Linked DNA regions of Homo sapiens: region 2 is linked to region 1. Evidence: read pairs that join two places in POLR2A ChIA-PET (ENCODE). Cell type or tissue: HepG2. All regions are shown on one strand. Each heading gives the region's core, and the rest is flanking DNA. Links, peaks and the distances in the headings are about the cores only.

Region 1 (5,916 bases), core at 1,766-4,265:
GACAGACCTAGTGCCGAGGGATGGACAGGCGAGGTGGCAGCGTGGAGGGCTCGGCGTGGATGGCAGCCTCAGGACACACACCCCTGCCTCAAGGTGCTGAGCCCCCGCCTTGCACTGCGCCTGCCCCACGGTGTCCCCGCCGGGAAGCAGCCCCGGCTCCTGAATCACCCTCGCTCCGTCAGGCGGGACTCGTGTCCCAGAGAGGAAGGGGCTGCTGAGGTCTGATGGGGCCCTTCCTCCGGGTGACCCCACAGGGCCTTTCCAAGCCCCCATTTGAGCTGCTCCTTCCTGTGTGTGCTCTGGGCCCTGCCTCGGCCTCCTGCGCCAATACTGTGACTTCCAAACAATGTTACTGCTGGGCACAGCTCTGCGTTGCTCCCGTGCTGCCTGCGCCAGCCCCAGGCTGCTGAGGAGCAGAGGCCAGACCAGGGCCGATCTGGGTGTCCTGACCCTCAGCTGGCCCTGCCCAGCCACCCTGGACGTGACCGTATCCCTCTGCCACACCCCAGGCCCTGCGAGGGGCTATCGAGAGGAGCTCACTGTGGGATGGGGTTGACCTCTGCCGCCTGCCTGGGTATCTGGGCCTGGCCATGGCTGTGTTCTTCATGTGTTGATTTTATTTGACCCCTGGAGTGGTGGGTCTCATCTTTCCCATCTCGCCTGAGAGCGGCTGAGGGCTGCCTCACTGCAAATCCTCCCCACAGCGTCAGTGAAAGTCGTCCTTGTCTCAGAATGACCAGGGGCCAGCCAGTGTCTGACCAAGGTCAAGGGGCAGGTGCAGAGGTGGCAGGGATGGCTCCGAAGCCAGAAATGCCTTAAACTGCAACGTCCCGTCCCTTCCCCACCCCCATCCCATCCCCACCCCCAGCCCCAGCCCAGTCCTCCTAGGAGCAGGACCCGATGAAGCGGGCGGCGGTGGGGCTGGGTGCCGTGTTACTAACTCTAGTATGTTTCTGTGTCAATCGCTGTGAAATAAAGTCTGAAAACTTTAAAAGCATTGCTTTTGTCCATCCTCACCAGCGCGCTGGCCCGTTGGCTTCTTGCTCCGCTTTGTGGTGGGAGCACGGACTTGGAGCTCCCTTGGGTGGCCCTGGATGGAGCCAGGCCCTGCACAGGGATCCTTGTGGCTGATGAGGCCCTGAGTGGGGAGCACACACTGCTGAGCACTGTGGGAGGCGGGGCCGTGGAGGCAGGAGGCTCTCTGGCGTGCACGTGTGGGTGCGTGTACGTGTGGGGGTGTGTGTGTGTGGGTGCGGGTACGTGTGGGTGCATGTGCCTGCTCTCTGGCGTGCACGTGTGGGTGCGGGTACGTGTGGGTGCGGGTACGTGTGGGTGCATGTGCGTGTGGGTGCGTGTGCCTGCTCTCTGGCGTGCACGTGTGGGTACGTGTGGGTGTGGGTGCGTGTGCCTGCTCTCCGGCGTGCATGTATGGGTGCATGTACGTGTGTGTGGGTGCGTGTGCCTGCTCTCCGGCGTGTATGTGTGGGTGCGTGTGCGTGTGGGTGCGTGTGCTTGCTCTCCGGCGTGCATGTGTGGGTGCATGTACGTGTGTGGGTGCGTGTGCCTGCTCTCCGGCGTGTATGTGTGGGTGTGTGTGCCTGCTCTCTGGCGTGCACGTGTGTGTGTGTGTGTGTGTGCCTGCACACATAATTGGCCCACATCTGTGTCAGAGCACAGGGTTGGGAGGAGGCTGCACCCAGGACTGGAAGGGTCTGGGGGGAGCCAGGGTGCGTGGGGCTGTTGGGCAGCCTTTTCACTGGCCCAGGTGTGCAGAACCAACCCTTGGCACTGCTGGAAGCCCCTAACTAGAAACCCCTGGGGTAGCTGGGCTCCTGGACTCCCTCTAACCTGCTTCCTAAATTAGTGTGTGGGTGACAGCACTGCAGAAGCTGAGCCTCAGGGAAGGGCGCGGTGGCTCACACCTGTCATCCCAGCACTTTGGGAGGCTGAGGCTGGAGGATCGCTTGAGGCCAAGAGTGGGAGATCAGCTTGGGCAACATAGTGAGACCCCATCTCTGCAAAAAAATTTCTTTAATTAGCCAGGCGTGGTGGTACACACCTGTAGCTCCAGCTACTCCGGAGGCTGAGGCAGGAGGATCACTTGAATCCAGGAGGTTGAGGCAGCAGCAAGCTGTGATTGCACCACTGCACTCCAGCCTGGGTGACAGAGCGAGAACCTGTCTAAAAAACAGAGCTGGCACCCAGCACCGGCAGATGTGAGCCCTGGGGAGAAGCAGGGGAAGAAGGGGTAGGGTGTGTGGCCAGCTGGGTGGCCCTTCGCAAACTGCTGTCTCTTATGAAAAATAACTAAGTGTAGTTTTCTATTTTGTATTAATGATTTTAAAAAAAAAGCCAGGTGCGCTGGCTCACACCTGTAATCCTAGCACTTTGGGAGGCCGAGGCGGGTGGATCACCTGAGGTCAGGAGTTCAAGACGAGCCTGGCCAACATGGTGAAACCCTGTCTCTCCTAAAATACAAAAACTGGCTGGGCATGATGGTGGGTGCCTGTAGTCCCAGCTACTCCGGAGGCTGAGACGGGAGAATTGCTTGAACCCAGGAGACGGTGGTTGCAGTGAGCCGAGATCACGCCATTGCACTCCAGCCTCAGTGGCTGAAGGAGACTCCGTCTCAAAAAAAAAAAGAAAAAAGAAAACCACAAAAACATCGAAATAAAATAACACCAATGGCTGGGCACATTGGCTCATGCCTATAATCCCAGCACTTTGGGAGGCTGAGGCAGGCGGATCACCTGAGGTCAGGAGTTCAACACCAGACTGGCCAACATGGTGAAACCCTGTATCTACTAAAAACACAAACATCTGGGCGTGGTGGCAGGTATCTGTAATCCCAGTTACTCGGGAGGCTGAGGCACGAGAATCGCTTGAACCCGGGAGGCGGAGGTTGCAGTGAGCCGCGATTGCACCACTGCACTCCAGCGTGGGCGACAGAGCGCGACTCCGTTTCAAAAAAAAAATGAAAAGATAATACCCACAAGCTCCACACCCAGGAGGTCCCATGCGTCTGAGTGTTTGCTTTCTGGGCTTTTCATCACCTGGTCCTCTGGGGATATGCTGACCGACCCTGTGTGCCTGGCAGGTGTCAGGCACTGGGGGTCGGGGAGGAGAGAGTCCAGGAGCGGTGGCCACACACAGGTCGCTGACGGTGGGGGGCCAGGGTGGGGGCAGACTAACTTTGGTTTTCAGGAAAGGTCCAGAGAAAACACGCCCAAACCCAGACCCGAAGCATGAGCAGGGGGAGGGCAGGTGAGGAGGCCAGAGGCGGGGCATGTGGTGTGGGTCCATTGGACGGTGTGCAGGGCCCTGTGGCTTGACAAAGGGATCTTTCAGCAGGAAGCGGAGGCGTAGGAGCGGCCAGAGGCCAGCGTGCAGGACAGAGGCCACAGGTCAGAGCAGCAGAGGCTGGACAGAGATGGGCAGGGCAGGTCCAGTGGGGCTGCGTGGGCCTGGGGAAGAGAGCTGGGGGTGCTGCCTGAGGAGCTGTGGGAGGCTCCTGGAGGGCTCCAAGCAGGAGGCCACCAGATTTCATGAAGACGCCCCTGGCTAGGACAGGGTGCTAGGCTGCAGGGGGAGCAGAGGGAGGGATTTGGGGGAGAATGGGCGGGTCGAGGGGGGTGAGAAGAGGCGCTCAGGGACGTGGAGATGGAGCTGGAGGCACCGGAGCTTTGGGTGGATTCGCCCTGATGCGTCTGGAGGGATGGCTGGGCTGGGGAAGCTGGGGTTCCCTGAGTGGGGTCCAGGGGGCCGAGGGGTGCCAGGCAGGGAGAGGCTGGGCTGAAGCCTGAGGCAGGTGCTCCTGCTGGGTGTTGCCTAGGAGAGGAGAAAAAGCCCCGACGCCAGAAATGGAGGAGGGAGGAGGACCTCGGAGGGGAGGAGGAGGGTGCGCAGAACCAGGAGAGGCAGTTTGGGGAGCAACCGCTGCGGAGCGCGCAGGACCCAGAGGACTCAAAGGGGACCTGGAGGGTGACGAGGCCTTCCGTGGCCGGGGGTGAGGAGGAGGGAAGCCGCGCGGGCGGAGAGGCGCTGGTGGGTCCCAGGTTGGAGGCTGTGGGTCTGAGAGGCGAAGCCCAGGGGAGCCCGGGGCCACCGCTGAAAAGGATGGCAGCTGAGCGCAGGCGAGGGAGAGGCGCGCGTGTCCGGGACAGACCGCGGTGGGAGCTCGACTCCGGAAACCGGCGGGCCTGGGGCTGGGACCTACAGGGAGGCGGACGCGGCACAGCCAGGGAGGTCGGTCCCGCGGGCCCCGCCCCGCCCCCCAGCCTGGAGCGCCCCCCTCCGGCCCCGGTCCGCAGTGGAGGCGGCCCCGGAAAAGCCAGAGGGTCTTGGAATGGAGGGCGGGACGGAGCCGCCTGCAACGCCCGCGACCCGCGACCCGGCTGCCCGCGGGACCCCCGGCTCTGAAGCGGGGACGGCCGGAGCTTCCGCCTGCAGCCCAAACTCCCAGGCGCCCGGCAAGAGTGGCGGGCGCGGACCCTTTAAGAAGGCCGGGGGGCGTGGCCTCGGGGCGTGGCCCGGGGCGTGGCATCGGGGCGAGGCTTCGGGGGCGGAGCCCAGGCAGCGCCTTCGCGGAGTTGCCGGAGGGTGCGGCCGCCCAGAGCGCACCCCGAGCGCCGGCGAGCGGCGCGGTGAGACCCTCGTGCAGGTGAGCCCGGCGCACGGCGGCCCAGAATCCTGGACCCCAGGAGAAGCGTCTACGGCCCCGACAGGTGGGCGTGGCGAAATGCCACCCGGGCCCTCCTCGCGCTCCCAGCTGGGTCACGCCTCAGACCCGGGGTCCTGGACGCCTGCCCCCCTCCACCCGCAGGCCCTGCCAGGACACTTTGGTCCCTGGCCCGCCAGGCCTGGCCTCACTCAGGCTTGGCTGTGGGGTCAGAGTCGGGCAGAACGGAACCAACAGTCCTGGCAGGCCCAGGCGGTTGGAGGAGAAGTGGTCGGCTCTGGACACCTTTGTTGTTTTTTGTTTTTTGTTTTTGAGATGGCGTCTCACTGTGTCACCCAGGCTGGAGTGCACTGGCGCGGTCTTGGCTCACTGCAACCTCCACCTCCCGGGTTTATGCAATTCTCCTGCCTCAGCCTCCGGAGTAGCTGGGATTACAGGTGTATGCCACCATGCCTGGCTAATTTTTGTATTTTTAGTAGAGACGGAGTTTCACCATGTTGGCCAGGATGGTCTTCAACTTCTAACTTCGTGATCCACGCTGCTGGGATTACAGGTGTGAGCCACCGCGTGTGGCCTCTGGGCACCTTTTGAAGGTAGGATGAGAGGAACTCATGGATCGGAGCCGGCAGGGAGCGCCGAGGGGGGCCGGGGGCAGGGCGGCCACCCTTGCCTGTGTGGGGAAGATGAAGAAGAGGGTGTGGGCCGCGGGGGCAAGATCAGGAGCTTTGGGTTTTGAAGATGTTAGGAAAGACGTGCTGCTGACTTTGCAAACGGAGGTGCTGAAACCGGGTGTCTGGAGCTCAGAGAAGAGGTGGCGCTGGACTGGCCTAGACTCTGTGCAGACACAGAAGAGCCAGGGCCTGGGGCTCCCATCGAGGAGGAGGACAAAGGGCCCTGGCCAGGGCAAGGTGGGAAGCCGGGAAGTGCAGCCTCCACAGAGCCTCGCAGAGAAGGCGCCACTGGAAGAAGGCGGCACTGACGGCCTCGGAGGCTGCTGAGGACCGGCTGGGCCCCGACGTCCGTGGCAACCCTGACAGCCAAGTCCTCCGTGGGCTTGGAGGGCGGGACACGGCTCTGGAGATGAGGGAGAGGACGGGCCGTGCCGACCGGCACCGCGGTGTTCCTGAGCAGTGGCACCGTGGCTGTTGCTGAATTTTATTATTGTTAATTAATTTATTTATTTTTATTTTTGATACTGAGTTTTTCTCTTGTTGCCCAGGCTGGAGTGCAGTGGCGAG
Region 2 (15,357 bases), core at 12,857-15,356, 52 kb before region 1:
CAGGCTGGTCTTGAACTCCTGACCTCAGGCGATCCACCTGCCTTGGCCTCCCAAAGTGCTGGGATTACAGGCATAAGCCACCGCGCCCAGCCTCTCTGTTTTTTAAAATCTGTTTTATTTTAAATAGTTTTTATTGTTATAGTTTCGAGTTGACTACTGTTTTCCTTTCCAGTGTCTAACCTGTTGGTACTTCCCCCCAGTGCATTTCTCAAATCACACATCATAATTTTCATCTCTAGAAGTTCCCCGTTGGGATTTTTGTAACTTCAAAGTCCCTAACACATTCGATATTTCCTCTAGCTTCCACTTTTCTAGTTTATTTCTGTTTTTGTTTAGAGATGAGATCTCGCTTTGTTGCCCAGGCTGGCCTTGGCATCTTGAGTAGCTGGGACTATAGGCACACACAACCACACCTGGAATAGCTTCTTGGAGTAAGTTGTAGCAGCAGCTTTCATATCCTTGTCTATGAATTCTATCATCTCTAACATTGCTGGAATCTTCCTGTCCATGTGGGGAGGGTTCATGTGTCCGTCATCTGGGAGGGTCCATGTGTCTGTCATCTGGGGAGGGTCCATGTGTCCGTCATCTGGGGAGGGTCCATGTGTCCGTCATCTGAGGAGGGTCCATGTGTCCGTCATCTGGCAGGGTCCCCGTGTCCGTCATCTGGGGAGGGTCCCCGTGTCCGTCATCTGGGGAGGGTCCCCGTGTCCGTCATCTGGGGAGGGTCCCCGTGTCTGTCATCTGGGGAGGGTCCCCGTGTCCATCATCTGGGGAGCATCCTTGCCTGAGTGCCAGGAAGGGGGGACACTCTCACTGTAACGTCAGCTCAGATCCTTCATGCTTTCATTGCTGCCTCCACATGGAGATGGCATTTGCCCCAAGGATTTCTGTCAAGCAGGTGACAGCCTCCTGCCTGCAACCTGCTTGGTAACATTAAGCCCCTGGCTTGGTCAGGAAAAGTCCAGCCGAAATCCCGCATAGTAGGTTCATTGGCCACCTCCTGGAGTGCTGCTCTCACCCCTTTCCCAACAAACCAGCTTCCTGGGGACGTGCTGATGGAGCTTCCTCTTCCTAAAGCCGAACTGGAAAAACAGAAGGTGCACAACGACACGATGTCCTGGCCCCCAGGCGTCTCCGCCGACAGCTTGGGCCTCCTCCCGGTGCATGTGAAGGAGGAAGTTTGGCCAGAGCCAGCAGACCTCATCCCTGACCGGGGCTGGGGGGGCCAAGACCAAGGGGGCCACTGGGCCTGGGGCTTAAGAGGCCATGGTTGGGGGGGATCGGCAGCTGGAGGGTCCCATGCTGGAGCACAGCCCGCCCTGCCATCTGGTGTGTTTGGCACATGCCAGTCAGTGATATGGTTTGGATCTGTGTCCCCACCCAAATCTCATGCCAAACTGTAATCCCCAGTGTTGGAGGTGGGGCCTGGTGGAAGGTATAGACCATGGGGGTGGGTTTCTCATGAATGGCTTAGTACCATCCCCCCGCCGTGGTACAGTCCTTGGGTTAGTAAGTGAGCTCGCAGGAGAGCTGGTGTTTAAAAGTGGGTGGCACCCCACCCCCAACCCCATCTCGCTCCTGCTCTGGCCATGTGACCTGCCTGCTCCCTCTTCTCCTTCTGCCAGGATTGGAAGTTTCCTGGGGCCTCCCCAAAAGCTGAGCAGGGCCAGACGCAGTGGCTCACGCCTGGAATCCCAACACTTTGGGAGGCCAAGGTGGGTGGATTGCTTGAGGTCAGGAGTTCGAGACCAGCCTGAACAACATGGGGAAACCCCGTCTCTACTAAAAATACAAAAATTAGCCTGGCGTGGTGGCACATAGCTGTAATCCCAGCTACTCGGGAGGCTGAGGCAAGAGAATTGCTTGAACCCAGGAGGCAGAGGTTGCAGTGAGTTGAGACCATGCCACTGCACTCCAGCCTGAGTAACAAAGCAAGACTGTCTCAAAAAAAAAAAAAGCTGAGCAGGTGCCAGCACCATGCTACCTGTGTAGCCTGCAGAAGCACAAGCCAATTGAGCCTCTTTTCTGTCCCCCAGGCTGGAATGCAGTGGCAAGATCTCTGCTCACTGCAGCCTCTGCCTCCTGGGATCAAGCGATTCTCCTGCCTCAGCCTCCCGAGTAGCTGGGACTACAGGCACCGCCACCACACCCGGCTAATATCTGTATTTTTAGTAGGAACGGGGTCTCACCTTGGTGGCCAGGCTGGTCTTGAACTCCTGACCTCAGGTGATCCGCCCGCCTCAGCCTCCCAAAGTGCTGGGATTCCAGGCGTGAGCCACTGTGCCTGGCCTACAGGCAACCGATTTTTCAACACAGGTGCCAAGACAATTCAATGGAGGAAAGAATGGTCTTTAACAATCACACCACTGCACTCCAGCCTGGGCAACACAGCCAGACTCCATCTCAAAAAAAAAGCAACTGACAAATAGAAGAGTGAGCTGTGGGACAACTTCAACTGATATACATGTAACTGGAGTCAGTCCCAGAAGAGGAGAGCTGCCCCAGCTCCACCTGTCCCTACCCCCAGGGTCCCCCACACCCGTTGCCCTGTCCAGGTCAGAGTGAGCCCAACGGCTCAGATGCCGCTGCCTTCCTCTGCCCACCAGCTTCCTCTCTCCACGCTCCATGCTGAGCTTATAGGCTGACTGTAAGTTCATTCTCACATTGCTATAAAGAAACGCCTGACAGTGGGCTGGGTGCGGTGGCTCAAGCCTGTAATCCCAGCACTTTGGGAGGCCAAGACAGGCAGATCACTTGAGGTCAGAAGTTCGAGACCAGCCTAGCTTCAACAAGGTGAAACCCCGTCTCTACTAAAAATACAAAAATTAGCCAGGCACGATGGTGGGTGCCTGTAATCCCAGCTACTCGGGAGACTGAGGCAGAAGAATCGCTTGAACCCGGGAGGCGGAGGTTGCAGTGAGCCGAGATTGTGCCACCGCGCTCCAGCCTGGGCGACAGAGACTCTGTCTAAACAAAACAAAAGAAAACCCAATCTAACAAAGAAAACCTTACTACAAAGCTACAGTCATCAAGAAGACAGTGTGATTGATAATAGAACAAGGATAGATGTATAGATCGATGGAAAAGAATTGAGGGTTCAGAAATAGGTCCTCACATTTACAGTCAACTGATTTTTTTTTTTTTCTGAGACAGGGTCTCACTCTCAGCCCATCACCTGGGCAGAACCCTGCTGATCCTGCAGATCACTGGACCCTCAGGACACTGAGGTGTGAATGCCAGAAGGGGACAGTGGGACATCAGGGAGGCTGCCACCCCAGGGCCCTTGCCCCGGCTGCGTCCGAGGTGGGTATAACCCTGGGGCTCCAGGGGGCCGTGGGGCAGCAGCCAGGCATGGTGAGGAGACAGTCCTGGACCCAGGTGACCACAGAACCCGGCGGGGCGAGCTTCAGCCTCACCTCTCACAAGCCCCGGCTCCAGGCAGCCCCAACCCCACCCCCATCCCTAACTTGCCGGCGCCCGGAGTTCATGGGCCTGGCCTAGACTTCGGTCACCACAGGGACTGAGGTTCTCCAGATTTCAAAAGCCTGTGATCTGCGGTTGTGTTGCCCCGTTCCCCCCGCGGCAGACAAGCCCAGACACACACGGCCCAGACACCCCAGAGGCAAAGGAATTCAGCAAACATTTATTGACCCTTGGTCCTCATCAAGGAGGCAGTGAGAGATGAACTGGAAGTGACCAGGGGCTGCCAGCCACACCCCCTCCACCGAGAAGATGACTTTCACCTACTATTCAGCAGAAAACCAAAAGCCAAGATAAAAATCGCTGGGGAGGGGCAGGGATGGGGGACCGGGCCAGACCCCAGCTGCTGAGCAGCCGCCACCTGAGGTGGGGAGGGGCAGGAAATGTCTGGAGAGTAGGGAGGGCAGAAAGGACCCCCACGTGAGGGGGCACCCCACATCTGGGGCCACAGGATGCAGGGTGGGGAGGGCAGAAAGGCCCCCCCGCGGGAAGAGGCACCCCACATCTGGGGCCACAGGATGCAGGGTGGGGAGGGCAGAAAGGACCCCCCGCTGGAGGGGGCACCCCACGTCTGGGGCCACAGGATGCAGGGTGGGGAGGACAGAAAGGACCCCCCGCTGGAGGGGGCACCCCACATCTGGGGCCACAGGATGCAGGGTGGGGAGGGCAGAAAGGACCCCCCGCTGGAGGGGGCACCTCACGTCTGGGGCCACAGGATGCAGGGTGGGGAGGACAGAAAGGACCCCCCGCTGGAGGGGGCACCCCACATCTGGGGCCACAGGATGCAGGGTGGGGAGGGCAGAAAGGACCCCCCGCGGGAGGGGGCACCTCACGTCTGGGGCCACAGGATGCAGGGTGGGGAGGGCAGAAAGAACCCCCGCTGGAGGGGGCACCCCACATCTGGGGCCACAGGATGCAGGGTGGGGAGGGCAGAAAGGACCCCCCGCGGGAGGGGGCACCTCACGTCTGGGGCCACAGGATGCAGGGTGGGGAGGGCAGAAAGAACCCCCGCGTGCCTAAGCAGGTTCTGGTGGGCGTCCTGGCTGGGTGTAGGCAGAGGCTGGCTCCCGGAGGCCCGAGGGGGGCTCTGAGAAGGGGGCGGCCTGAGGGGGAGCCCAGGACAGCCCCTATGCTGCCCCCGTCCAGCCCGGCCCCTCAGGCTGTGTTTCCTGAGACCTCGCTAGTCTAACCCAAACCTCCCAGCTCTGTCATTCAAAGGGATGGATTAGGTCCCCGTGGGTCCATTTCCCTGTTTTGGGTGCTGAGGACAGAGCTTCTGGACAGACTCAGCCCTCGCCCTCTGGAGCCCCGTCCAGCTGGGCCCGGATGATGCACCACCCAGCCTGCGGCAGATGGGATGGACGACAAGTTAGGAGGAAACAAGGGGGAAAAGCCAGGGGGCAGGTGGTGTGGAGCACAAAGGAACCCAGACTGCGAAGGGACTGCCCAAGGACTGTGATTCCCCCAGAACCTGAGTGGTCCCTGGGCAGCTATGCAGGGCCCTTTCGCCACAGTGGAGAGGGCATTCAAGGCCAGAGCCTGGTGGAGAGATGCCCTGCCCTCTTGGGACCCACAGCCCGGGTGACTTTGTGGGGTGCCTCTCTTACCCTGAGCTCCTCCCCACACTCCCAGCTTCGCTGCCCCAGGCCCTCCTTCCCCTTCTGCACTGATGCCTTCTCTGAGCAACTCCCCTCCCCCGGCCACGCTGAGCTTCCAGCTGCCCCCAAGAAGACCGTCCCTTCCTGTGCTGCTGAGGAGGCCTCCCTCACGGGGTCTCAAGCTCCCAAGGGGAAGGGGGCCTCCCTCACGGGGTCTCAAGCTCCCAAGGAGAAGGGGGCCTCCCTCATGGGGTCTCAGGCTCCCAAGGGGAAGGGCTACTTTGAGGCTCTCCTGGGACCAGGACCCCCAGAGTAGGACTGCTGGGGGGACCAAGGGTGGGACCCCCAGCCCAATGCTACCCCGCCCAGGGTCACTGGCCTGGCCCTCGGAGCTCAGGGAGGGGGCAGGGCAGCCAGGGGCCAGGGGTGGCCTGGCTTGTTGGGCCTGGGAGGCTCCTACAAGCTGTGCACGGCTGTGTCCTGGAGGGCCCAGGGGGGCTCCTGATGGAGGCACAGACTGGGGCCTGGAGGGCCAGTGCTGGTGGGAGGGCTCGCTCGCCTCCCGTGGGCCCTGGTGAACTCGGCCCCAGTTGGGAAATGGCCCTGGGTGCGGCTCAGGGGGAGACCCTCTGCCTCGGCTGAGTGCCTCGAACTGCGCCGGACCCCCCCGAACGCGGGACCGGGATGGCGACCGCGGCGCTGGTTCAGGGGAACGTCCGGCGCTGCCTGGTAACTCGGTGGTCGACAACGGCACGTGCTCGGGACGATGAGGGAGGAGCCCCCAGTCCTCACCCACTGGGGAGGCGGAACCTCCCTTACCGGGGCAGGGGAGGCTGCGGGCAGGGCCGACGCCCTCGTGAGCGACGTCCTTGGCCCCGGCACTCGGTGTCCACAGCCCAGCTCGGACCCGCGCGCTCCCGCCGGGCGCCCCCCGCACAGACGCCTGGAGGAGGGGTCTGCGGTGGGCACGGGCAGCTCTGCACTTAACAGGAGAACCCAGCGGGGGTCTTCAGGGCCAAGGGCGGCCGCCCTCATCCCAGCGCCGCTCAGGACCGCAGCCTCCGCCTTCCGCGGTCCGGGGACTGGGAGTCGGGAAAGGGGCCTCCGAAAAGTAACTTGCCCGGCGATGCTGCGCGACCGCCTTCCAGCACCGGGAAGATTCTGGGCACTCAGGGACGTTGAGCTTCCCACCTGAGCCTCCGGGGGGACCCCTCACAACCGCCACCGCAGAGCGAGGCAAACCCAACGCGGGGGCAGAGGGCGGGTGCGCATGCGGGGCTGCAGGGATGCGGAGGGGAGGGCGCGGAGCGGAGGGCGCGGAGCGGAGGGGTCGCCCTCAGTCCTCGGTCCCGCCCCCAGCCCGCCCCCCCGGGCCCGCCCGACGCCCCCAGCCACCTGCAGACCGCGGCCCTGGGAGGAGGGCGGGACCCCGGCGCGGCGTGGCTGCGGGGCGCTCCCAAAGTCAACTCTTCACCAAGACAAAGAAAGAAAACTCGTGACGCAGACTCTGGAATAATAAATACGTTTTCTCTGCTACAGTCTCGGCAAAGGCCACGGCCCTAGAACGGGGCGCCGCCTCCGATGCAGTCTCAGGGCCACAGCCTCAGCGCAGCCACGGCCTCCAGGGCCCACCCGGGCCCTGCGGCCCCGCCCTGGGGGCGGCGGGCAGCGCCCGGGTCAGACCCGGCAGCAGCGGCGGCGCGAGCAGAGGGAAGGGGCCGCCGAGCGATGGCAGCAGCGGGCGGCCCGCGTAGACCTCGGGCGCTGGGGCCTCTGCGGGGGCAGCCGGGGACAGCGAGGCCGGGCGGCGGGAGGGTCCCAGCTGGCGCAGGCAGGCTGCCAGGTGGCCCAGCAGGCGGGAGCGCACGTCGGCCGGGACGCCCTCGCAGCCGGCCAGGAAGCGGTTCACCTCCGCCAGACACTCGTGGAAGCCGGCGCGGTACTTGCCCAGAACGGCGGGGTCGGCGCTGAGCGCGGCTGCGGGAGCGACACAGGAGGAGAGGTCGGTGCCGGGTCCCGGGGGTCCCGCGCCCTCCCCCCGCCTCCAAGCCGCCGCCGCCCGCGCCTCACCCGTCACCTGCACGCGACGCAGGCTCCGCAGGTGTCTCACGGTCATCTCCAGGATGTCCGCCTTCTCCAGCTTCGAGTGGCGGGAGCTCTGGGGGCGGGGATAGGCGGGAGGTCCAGGTCAGCTGCGACCCAGACTCCGGGTCTCGGGCCTTCGCCCCCGACTTACCTCTTTTCTGAGGGCGTCCAGGATGAGGGTTTTGAGCTGAGCGAGGCTCTCGTTAATACGCGCTCGGCGCCGCTTCTCCATGACCGGCTTGGAGGACTGCGGGTCGGGCACCGGCTGAGTCCCGCGTCCCTCCCGCCCCCCGGTCGCCCCCCTCACGCCCGGCCGGGACCCCACCTTGCGGTGCTCGGCCGCGCTCCGGGGCTTGTCTGGGGTCCGGCTGGCGCTGGCCGGCGCTCCTGCCATCGGCGAGGCGCTCGGTTTCCCCGGCGTGTCTGCGGCCATGGTGCGCCCCGCGCCTCCCCGTGCCGGGTGGAGCGCGCCGCCACGGACCACGGGCGGGCTGGCGGGCGAGCGGCGAGCGCGCGGCGATCCGAGCCCCTAGGGCGGATCCCGGCTCCAGGCCCGCGCGCGCCTCAGGCCGTTTCCCTATTTAAGGCCTCGCCGCCGCGGGGTGTGTGAACCCGGCTCCGCATTCTTTCCCACACTCGCCCCAGCCAATCGACGGCCGCGCTCCTCCCCCGCTCGCTGTCAGTCACGCCTCGGCTCCGGGCGCGGCCTCCGCGGGCGACAATGGCATGCGGGGCCCCCGCCCGCGCCCCCCTCCGACACCGCTGGGGACAGGGCCGGGTGATCCCGCGCTCCCCGATGCAGCCGGGGCCGAGCAACGCGCCGGGAGGGGCCGCTGGGGGCGAACGGGGCCCGGGACCCCCGGGGCTGGGCGGAGTCTCGGGGCTCACTCTCCCGCCCAGGGGGCCGGGAGCCGGGGCTGGACGGAGCTGGGGCTGTGGCCGCGCGGGAAGTCGGGAAGGAAATTCCCCCAGTGGCGCAGGGTCCGGCGGCGCCGAGGGGTGGGCGAGCCTCGGTCTCGAGCCTCTTGGCTTCCTCCGCCCGTCCCCACTCCGGTCCCGGTTTGGGCCCTGCTCGGTCTCCGAGTTTGATCCGACACCGGCTCGGCCTCCGGGGGTCCCACCCTCAGGTGTGCGGCCTGGAGCACGGAGGGCTGCAGAAAGCCTTGGGAGCGACAGAGCCGGGGGAAGGTCGGCGGCCGGGTCGGCAGGCGGGAGGGCGGAGTCAGCGGACGGCGAAGGGGCGCACGGGTGGCCCCGCAGAGCAGGGCCGGTGATGGCGCGGGCCGGGCCGGACCACGAGGAGCAGAACGTGCGCGTGACGCGAGCGGGCTGGTGACGTCACCAGGCACCCGGGGCGATGACGCAAGCCTGCTGGGATGACGTCATGTGGCCCGTGTCGCCACGTGCTTCCAGGTGACCCGCTGGCGAACTCAGCAGCAGCAAAGTGGGGCTCACAGAAAAATGAGGGGCCACTGTTAATATAACTGCAAAGGGGCAGGTTGCGTAAAACAGGGCTGTGGTTATTTTCGTGTTTGCTGTTTTTATTTCGAATGCCGCTGCGGGGCACGTTGGTCCTTTCCGCACTCGGGGTCCCCGGCGGCCTCACGCGTCCGTGCAGCGGAGGCTTCCTGAGCCCCCTGGAGAGCCTGGCCTGGGCCCGGGTGTGGAGACCCTCCCGGGCTTTCAATCCGGGCAGGAGGCAGATGGCAGACTCAGCAGTCACGTAAGAGAACCGAATTAGGTGGGTGGCCTGGGTGGACAAAAGCCTTCTTGACGCCGGGTGGTCCCAAAGGCTTCTGCGGGGTGGGGGGTCCTCAGGGGGGAAGCCTCAAGGGAGGGCGTGGCATTCCCAGGGTGCGAAGGGGGCGCAGGGACGAGGGAGGTGGGGAGGGGGAGCTGGGCCAGCGAGAACCGGGAGCTTCTGGTCGGGGAGGGAGTCGGGGAACTTTTTGGGGAGCTTTTCTGAGCCAGGGAGTCGGCTGATTGGCAGGTTCGCCCCTGCCCGGGCACCTGGACCCAGGGTTTCTGTGCGGAAGCTTCCCCTCCCCTCGGACCCCACGTCTAATCTGGCCCCAAGCAAAGTCCTGCGGCCCACGCGGGAAGGCGCCCTCTTCGCGGCGCTGACCCCGGCCCTCCGCGGTGCCCCTGAGGCGCCCCCCACACCCCGCCGCTTGCACAGGGGCGCGGGGGGCTGCGAGGCCGGAGCGGGGGTGGCGCCCTCTCCGCCGAGAGGCTGTCCGCGCCCCTCGCCGACTGGGGAAAGCCGCGGGGGCTGGGCGGGCGTCTCGGAGGTGGCCCCGCGAGCACTTAAGCCCCGGCTCTCCTGCCCCGACCTCTCTGCGCGCGCCTCGGCGCTGGAGAGGCTCGGACCGGCCCCGTAGCCCAGGAGGTGGTGTGGATGGTGTCCCCGTCCCGCGTCCCTCCCCGGCCTGAGCGCTGGGCCCGGGCGGGAAAGCCCGCGAGCGCCCCCAGTGGCCGCAGTCGCCGCCGCCTCCTGCTGGGGGTCATCCCAGGGGAGCTGCCGGCCTGAATCTCCCCAGCCCCTGGGCCCCGGCTTGGGAAGAAATTTGGGGGGGCTCTGGGCCTCCCCCAGTCCCTAGACAGGCAGGGAGTTCGGGATGGAAGGAGGAGCCTGAGGATCGTTTTTATTTATTTTTTTTTTGTAGAGATGGGGATCTCCCTATGTTGCCCAGGCTGGTCTCGAACTCCTGGCCCGAGACGATGCTCCTGCCTCGGCCTCCCAACGTGCTGGGACTACAGGCGTGAGTCTCCTCCCTGCCAAGCGTGGCTGGGACTGATCATTCCCTCACTGGTTTTTAGATGGGCTCACTTCCCCTCCTTGTACCTGTTTTCTCATCTGTAAAAGGGAGCTAACTTTTTTTTTTTTTTTTTTTTGAGGCAGCGTCTCGCTCTGTTGCCCAGGCTGGAGTGCAGTGGCACCACAACCTTTGCCTCCCGGGTTCAAGCGATTCTCCTGCCTCAGCCTCCCAAGTAGCTGGGATTACAAGCATGTACCACCACGCCCGGCTAGTGTTTTGTATTTTTAGTAGAGATGGGGTTTCACTGTGTTGGCCAGGCTGGTCTTAATAGGAGATTCTACTTTTTTTTTTTCTTTTTTGAGACGGAGTTTCACTCTTGTCGCTCAGGCTGGAGTGCAGTGGCACGATCTGGGCTCACCACAACCTCTGCTTCCTGTATTCAAGCGATTCTCCTGCCTCAGCCTCTGGAGTAGCTGGGATTACAGGCGTGTGCCGCCACACCTGGCTAATTTTTGTATTTTTAGTAGAGATGTAGTTTCTCCATGTTGGTCAGGCTGGTCTCAAACTCCCCACCTCAGGTGATCCACGCACCTCAGCCTCCCAAAGTGCTGGGATTACAGGTGTGAGCCACCGTGCCTGGCCAGGAGATTCTACTTTTAAAGCCACTGACGGCGTCCAACTCATAGTGAGCACCCACGCCCATCTGCCAGGGTTCCTGCCCCTGGGCAGCAGCTGGGGTCCTTGCTGAGCAGAGGCAGGAGGGGCCACCAGCACTTGCCTCTGCTCTTCTGGAGAGGAAGAGACCCCCCTGCTCCCTGCCCCCTGCCAGGGAGCCCACTCCAGGATCTCCGGGGACTGTGTTCCTCCCACCTTCTTTGCCACAGGACAGCTCCCATCTGTGTGTCTGTCTCTCTGGGTCTGTGCCCTTGGCCTCTGATGGTCCCCTCCCTGCCTCTCGAATCTGGCCTCGATTTGTGGTAGGGGCCTCAGGGTTCCTGAGGGCCTTGGGGTTCCCTTGCTCTGAGTGTGGGGGTGGATCCTGGGCTGCAGCCCAGGATGGTGCCGACACCTGGGTTGGGGGCAGGTTGCGTTTTTCAGAGACGGCCGTGATAGTATCTCCCATCCCCATATCTTGAAATGCCTTCTACATGAGACTCTGTGACAGTCTCAGCTGGGAAGAATGGGGTGTTTGGCAGGACATGACTTCTGAGGCTGACTTGGAAGACGCCATGCGTACCTCGCTGTCCTGGGACAGTCGCTCTTGGAACCCAGCTGCCGTGCTGGGAGGGAGCACGCCCTGGCCTCAAGGAGAGGCCCCGTGGAGGAATCAGCATTGGATTCCAGACTCCTGAGCAGCTTCCGGCGCAGGTCCCAGCGCGCCCCGTTCCAAGGCTGCCCGCACACAGTAGGGTGGTTGCTGAGCGTGCTGTTTTGGGGTGGTTTGTGGTGCGGCACTCAAGACTGGAATAGTGGAGGTGGGCTGGGGCCCTGACCCAGGGAGAGTGACCCTTCCCTCCTCACCCCTGCTCCCTCCTCGCTGATCCCTTCCTCTCTTCCACAGAGGCAGAGGCTCAGCGACTTCCCCACCCCTCCCCCCCATCTAACGGGTGCTTCTTGGGAGCCACTGAAATCCAGCCGACCTCCTGGCCCTGAGTGGGTCAAGCTCCAAATGGCGGGTGGCCCCGGGGCATCTGCACAGCCCCCTGTTAGCTAAGGGGGGTGACTGATGAGGACATTCACACGCCAGTGGGGAGACTGTGGGGAAAACCGGGGTGTCTTCTAGGCTGGACCTGGGGGGGCCTCAGCCTTGTTGGGGGGTCTCCTCACATTGGGCCACTGTGGCCGCACTCCATGACCACAGCCAGTGTCCCCAAAAGGCCTGTGAGGTGCTGGCTGTGACCTCCCCTCCCAACCTCTGACCCAGAGGTGGCGGCTGCCATCTCGCCACGGCCCTCAACACCCCCCTCACACACTGACTCCTGACATCAGAGACCTGTAGCCACCCCCTGCAGGTGGTCCTCAGCATGGTCCCCAACTCCTGCCCAGGGCAGCGGGCTGTGCACTCAGGCAGCTGGGGCCAAAGCCACCGAGGAACCAAGGCTGGGGTGGGGGTGGGTTTCTCTCCCGGAGAGCCGAGGTGGGCGCAGAGCTGTTCCTGGGTGTTTGCTGGGATTGTAGTGACAGAAGGCCAGGGCTGCAGGAATCCAGGCTGCCAGAGAGAGACCAGGACTCAGGCAGAAGCAGCAGCACCAGGCTGGTGCCACTGCCACCCCACCTGCATGCCTTCTCAGCAGCGGTGGGAGCTGTGTCTCCAAGCAGGATGGTACTGGAGTCTCCCCACCCTGCCTGTCTGGGATGCCCTCCCAGCCTGTTCCTGCTCCCGGCAGGCGCTGCTTTTCTCTCTGCTGTACCAGGACGAGGTGGGTGCCCTTGTCCCTCCTCACTGGCACTCCCAGACTGCTTTCCTTTTCCACCAAAACCACCCCCGCTTTGTGACCAGACCTCACTGTGTTGAAGTCATCGGCACCCCTTTCCTGCAGGAGGGGACACCTGCTCCCTGTCACTCTCCCGGCCATGCCTTCAAAATCCACACCAGCAATTCTCCAACTTTGACTTCCTCTCTTTCAGGGGTCCTGTCCCCTCCCCACTTACCCCACTGGGTCCTTTCTCCCAACTGCACCCCTCCACGGTCCAGCCTCTCCACTCTCTCTGCCCCCCTCCCAGCTCCCGCCTCTGCTGTCCGCCAGCCCTGAGATCTCGGGCAGATGCACAGCCTGCATCTGCGGCTTCCTCCTCCCCTGTCTGTTCTCTCCTTATCAAGAGAAGCCTATCTGGCCGGCCATTGTGTCTGCCCCTCACCCTCCCTCCTTCCTGTTCATGTGGGCAGACCACAGCCCGTGTGGAATCCCTACCTTCTTGGTGGCTTAAGCACCACCTGCCTATTCTTTCCGTAGTGGGGATCAGGGCAGTGCCAGTGGCTTCCTGGGGCCTCTCACAGCCTGCGGCCCTGGGCCAAGGTCAGCTGGGTGGGAAGGGCCCAAGGGTAGCCATGCTGGACACCTGGGGCTGCTGTCCCTCAGCTGCCGGGCTCTCTGCCAGAGCCGTGCAGCCTGGAGTCCTACCCACTCTCAGTCAGCTTCCTCCTAACACATGGCCAGCGTTCCAGGAGGGCGAAGTGGAAGCCTAGGGACTCTTGAGGCCAGGATCCAGAACGCACATAGTAAAATCTCCACCACACTCCATCGGCCAAAGCAAGTCACAGCAGCCAGATTCCAGAGGAGTCGAAGCACACACTGACCCCTCCTCCCCTCCACCGCCTGCCTCTGCCCTCCCCTCGCAGGGGCAGGGCTGCCTGATGAGCCCCCTGGGTTTATCTGCCCTGCTGGCCCTGGGAAGGCTGGGATGAAAGTGTCATTTAGTGGCAGGGACTTTAGGGAGCCTGGTATGGTCAAGCCCTAGCCCCCGCAGCAGTGCCCCCGCAGCAGTTCCCCCCGCAGCAGTGCCCCCAGGACAGCTGGGCCTGGGTCTCCAGTGGGTCGGAGTTTTCTGAAGCCGGCCGTGGGTCGACCTCGCACCCGGTGACTGCCCCAGGCGGAGGGGCATGCGTGGCCCAGCGCGGGGGCCCTGTCCGTGGCCGTGTGGGGTCAGGTGTCCGGCTCGGGGCTTCTGGGCCCCCTGCTCCCCAAAGGTGTGCAGCTCCCGCGTCCCCTGCCAGGTCCTTTAGGTCTAAGAGGGTCCCTCTTGTCCAGCGCACCAGGCTCCACGTACCCCCAACCCCTCCCCAGCTGGGTGCCTCCCCCTGGCTGGAACGGCAGCCCTCCCTGCTCATGGGCCTGCCCCTCCACTCTATCCTCCCTGACGCAGCCAGTGGCATGCTTCTAACCTGCAGATGCCCTCCCCAGGGGCCAAGCCCACCAGACACCAGGCAACTCTAAGTGGCCCACTGGGTCCACTGTGTGGAGTGGGACCCTCCGCCCTGTCTCAGGTCCTGCTGTCCCAGGAAGCCCTTACAGGGGGCTGCAGCTGGGGGGTGACATGCCTGCCGAGTGGGTGGGGAGGCTCCGGCCCGGTAAGATGGGATCCAGCAGTGCGAGACTGTGGCCCAGGTCAGATGGTGGCAGCTCGGCCTTCCTGGTCCCAGGTGGAGAGACAGGGTGAGGCTCCTCCCCATGGGATCTGGAGGGGAGGGGCTGCCTGTGTAATCAGCCCAGCCTCGGACGTCAACAATCCATGTTTCTTAGGAAAGGCGGCCAACCCAGGGTCTCCAGTGACACGTTTCCGGGTCATCATCCGGTGGCCACAGGGAATCACAGGCTCGGTGTGACTTTCTCAGAGCGCCATGGTGCCCCTGTGGGGTTTCCCAGCCCATCCTGTCCTGTGGGACAGGCAGAGGCCCAGCCGTGTCATCGGAGTGACCTTTGAGCTCTAACCAAAGTCCACGTGTCATCAGGAGCCATGAGTCACTCAGGTGCCATCCAGGGCGGCGGCTGAGGAGTGGTGACTGGCCAGATGGGAAGGCGGGGAAGGGTCTGGATTTGAATGAGAGCGAGGGAGTGGGCTGCAGGCTGGTAGACTCCTCCAGATGGATGAGGCCAGACCCCTGCAACAGCCATCCCGAGCAAGGCTCAAGCCTCCCTGAGAGTCCAGGGCGCCAAGTCAGCCCTGCACCTGGCCCGGGCCTCGGACCCCGACGGGGCTCACCCACCTGAGATCACCCTGGCTCTGCGGGAAGGCAGGAAGCTTTGGCATGATCCTCCACGGGCGAGGATCACGTAGAGACGTGTAGAGACGCGACGAAGCACGAAGACCCGTGTTTGACGGGTTGCCAGGTGCCTACATCAGAGCTCATTAAATTACACATTAAATAGATGCACGTGTGTGTGTCAAGCTCCCCTAATTCAAGTTGTAGAAAATCAGACTCAGAGTTCTTACACTCGGGGGTGTTTTAGCAGCTGCGCCTCAAGATTCTAAATTCAAACGCACACGGAATAAAACATTTCGGTTTATCGCCAGGCGCGGCGGCTCACACCTGCCATCCCAGCCCTTTGGGAGGCCGGGGTGGGTGGATCACCTGAGGTCAGGAGTTGGAGACCAGCCTGGCCAACATGGTGAAACCCCGTCTCTACTAAAAATACAAAGATTAGCTGGGTGTGGTGGTGGGCGTCTGTAATCCCAGCTACTCGGGAGGCTGAGGCAGGAGAATCGCTTGAACCCGGGAGGTAAAGGTTATGGTGAGCCAAGATCATGCCACTGCACTCTAGCCTGGGCAACAAGAGCAAACTCTGTCTCAAAAAGAAAAAGAAAAGAAAAAAGAAAAAGTTTATTCCCAGTAAAACACGTTCAACTCTCCAGATCGTGGTGACATTTCCAGCTTGATGTGGTAACGTGATTGTGAGCTTCAGGTATGACCTTCAGCATAAATACGTGTGCCATCT

What was found. Peaks named below come from ENCODE experiments on the same cell type or tissue, not always from the same donor. Only the 100,000 strongest peaks of a DNase experiment are listed, where the experiment ranks them.
Region 2: POLR2A ChIA-PET joins it to region 1 with 11 read pairs; 21 of 35 experiments call an interaction of 5 or more read pairs at or near these places.

The regions. Positions count from the first base shown.
Region 1 is chr1:1,055,123-1,061,038 of GRCh38, forward strand. It overlaps AGRN (agrin), which reads left to right. Exons shown (of 36, transcript NM_198576.4): 36 at 1-994. LOC100288175 (a long non-coding RNA gene) reads left to right here and starts at 4,612. Exons shown (of 4, transcript NR_148960.1): 1 at 4,612-4,724; 2 at 5,158-5,271. RefSeq lists enhancers at 3,603-4,446, 5,292-5,916 and a silencer at 4,190-4,829. In HepG2, for the core only: no CTCF peak of the experiment used is centred there; a DNase peak (open chromatin) is centred at 3,329; H3K4me3 peaks cover 1,169 bases.
Region 2 is chr1:992,378-1,007,734 of GRCh38, forward strand. HES4 (hes family bHLH transcription factor 4) reads right to left here and starts at 7,720. Exons shown (of 4, transcript NM_021170.4): 1 at 7,489-7,720; 2 at 7,315-7,410; 3 at 7,149-7,236; 4 at 6,587-7,055. The coding sequence starts at 7,596. The coding sequence ends at 6,682. RefSeq lists silencers at 6,686-6,995, 7,546-7,685, 7,756-8,135, 8,236-8,285, 9,363-9,712 and enhancers at 9,763-9,902, 13,751-14,736. In HepG2, for the core only: no CTCF peak of the experiment used is centred there; DNase peaks (open chromatin) are centred at 13,035 and 14,294; H3K4me3 peaks cover 1,281 bases.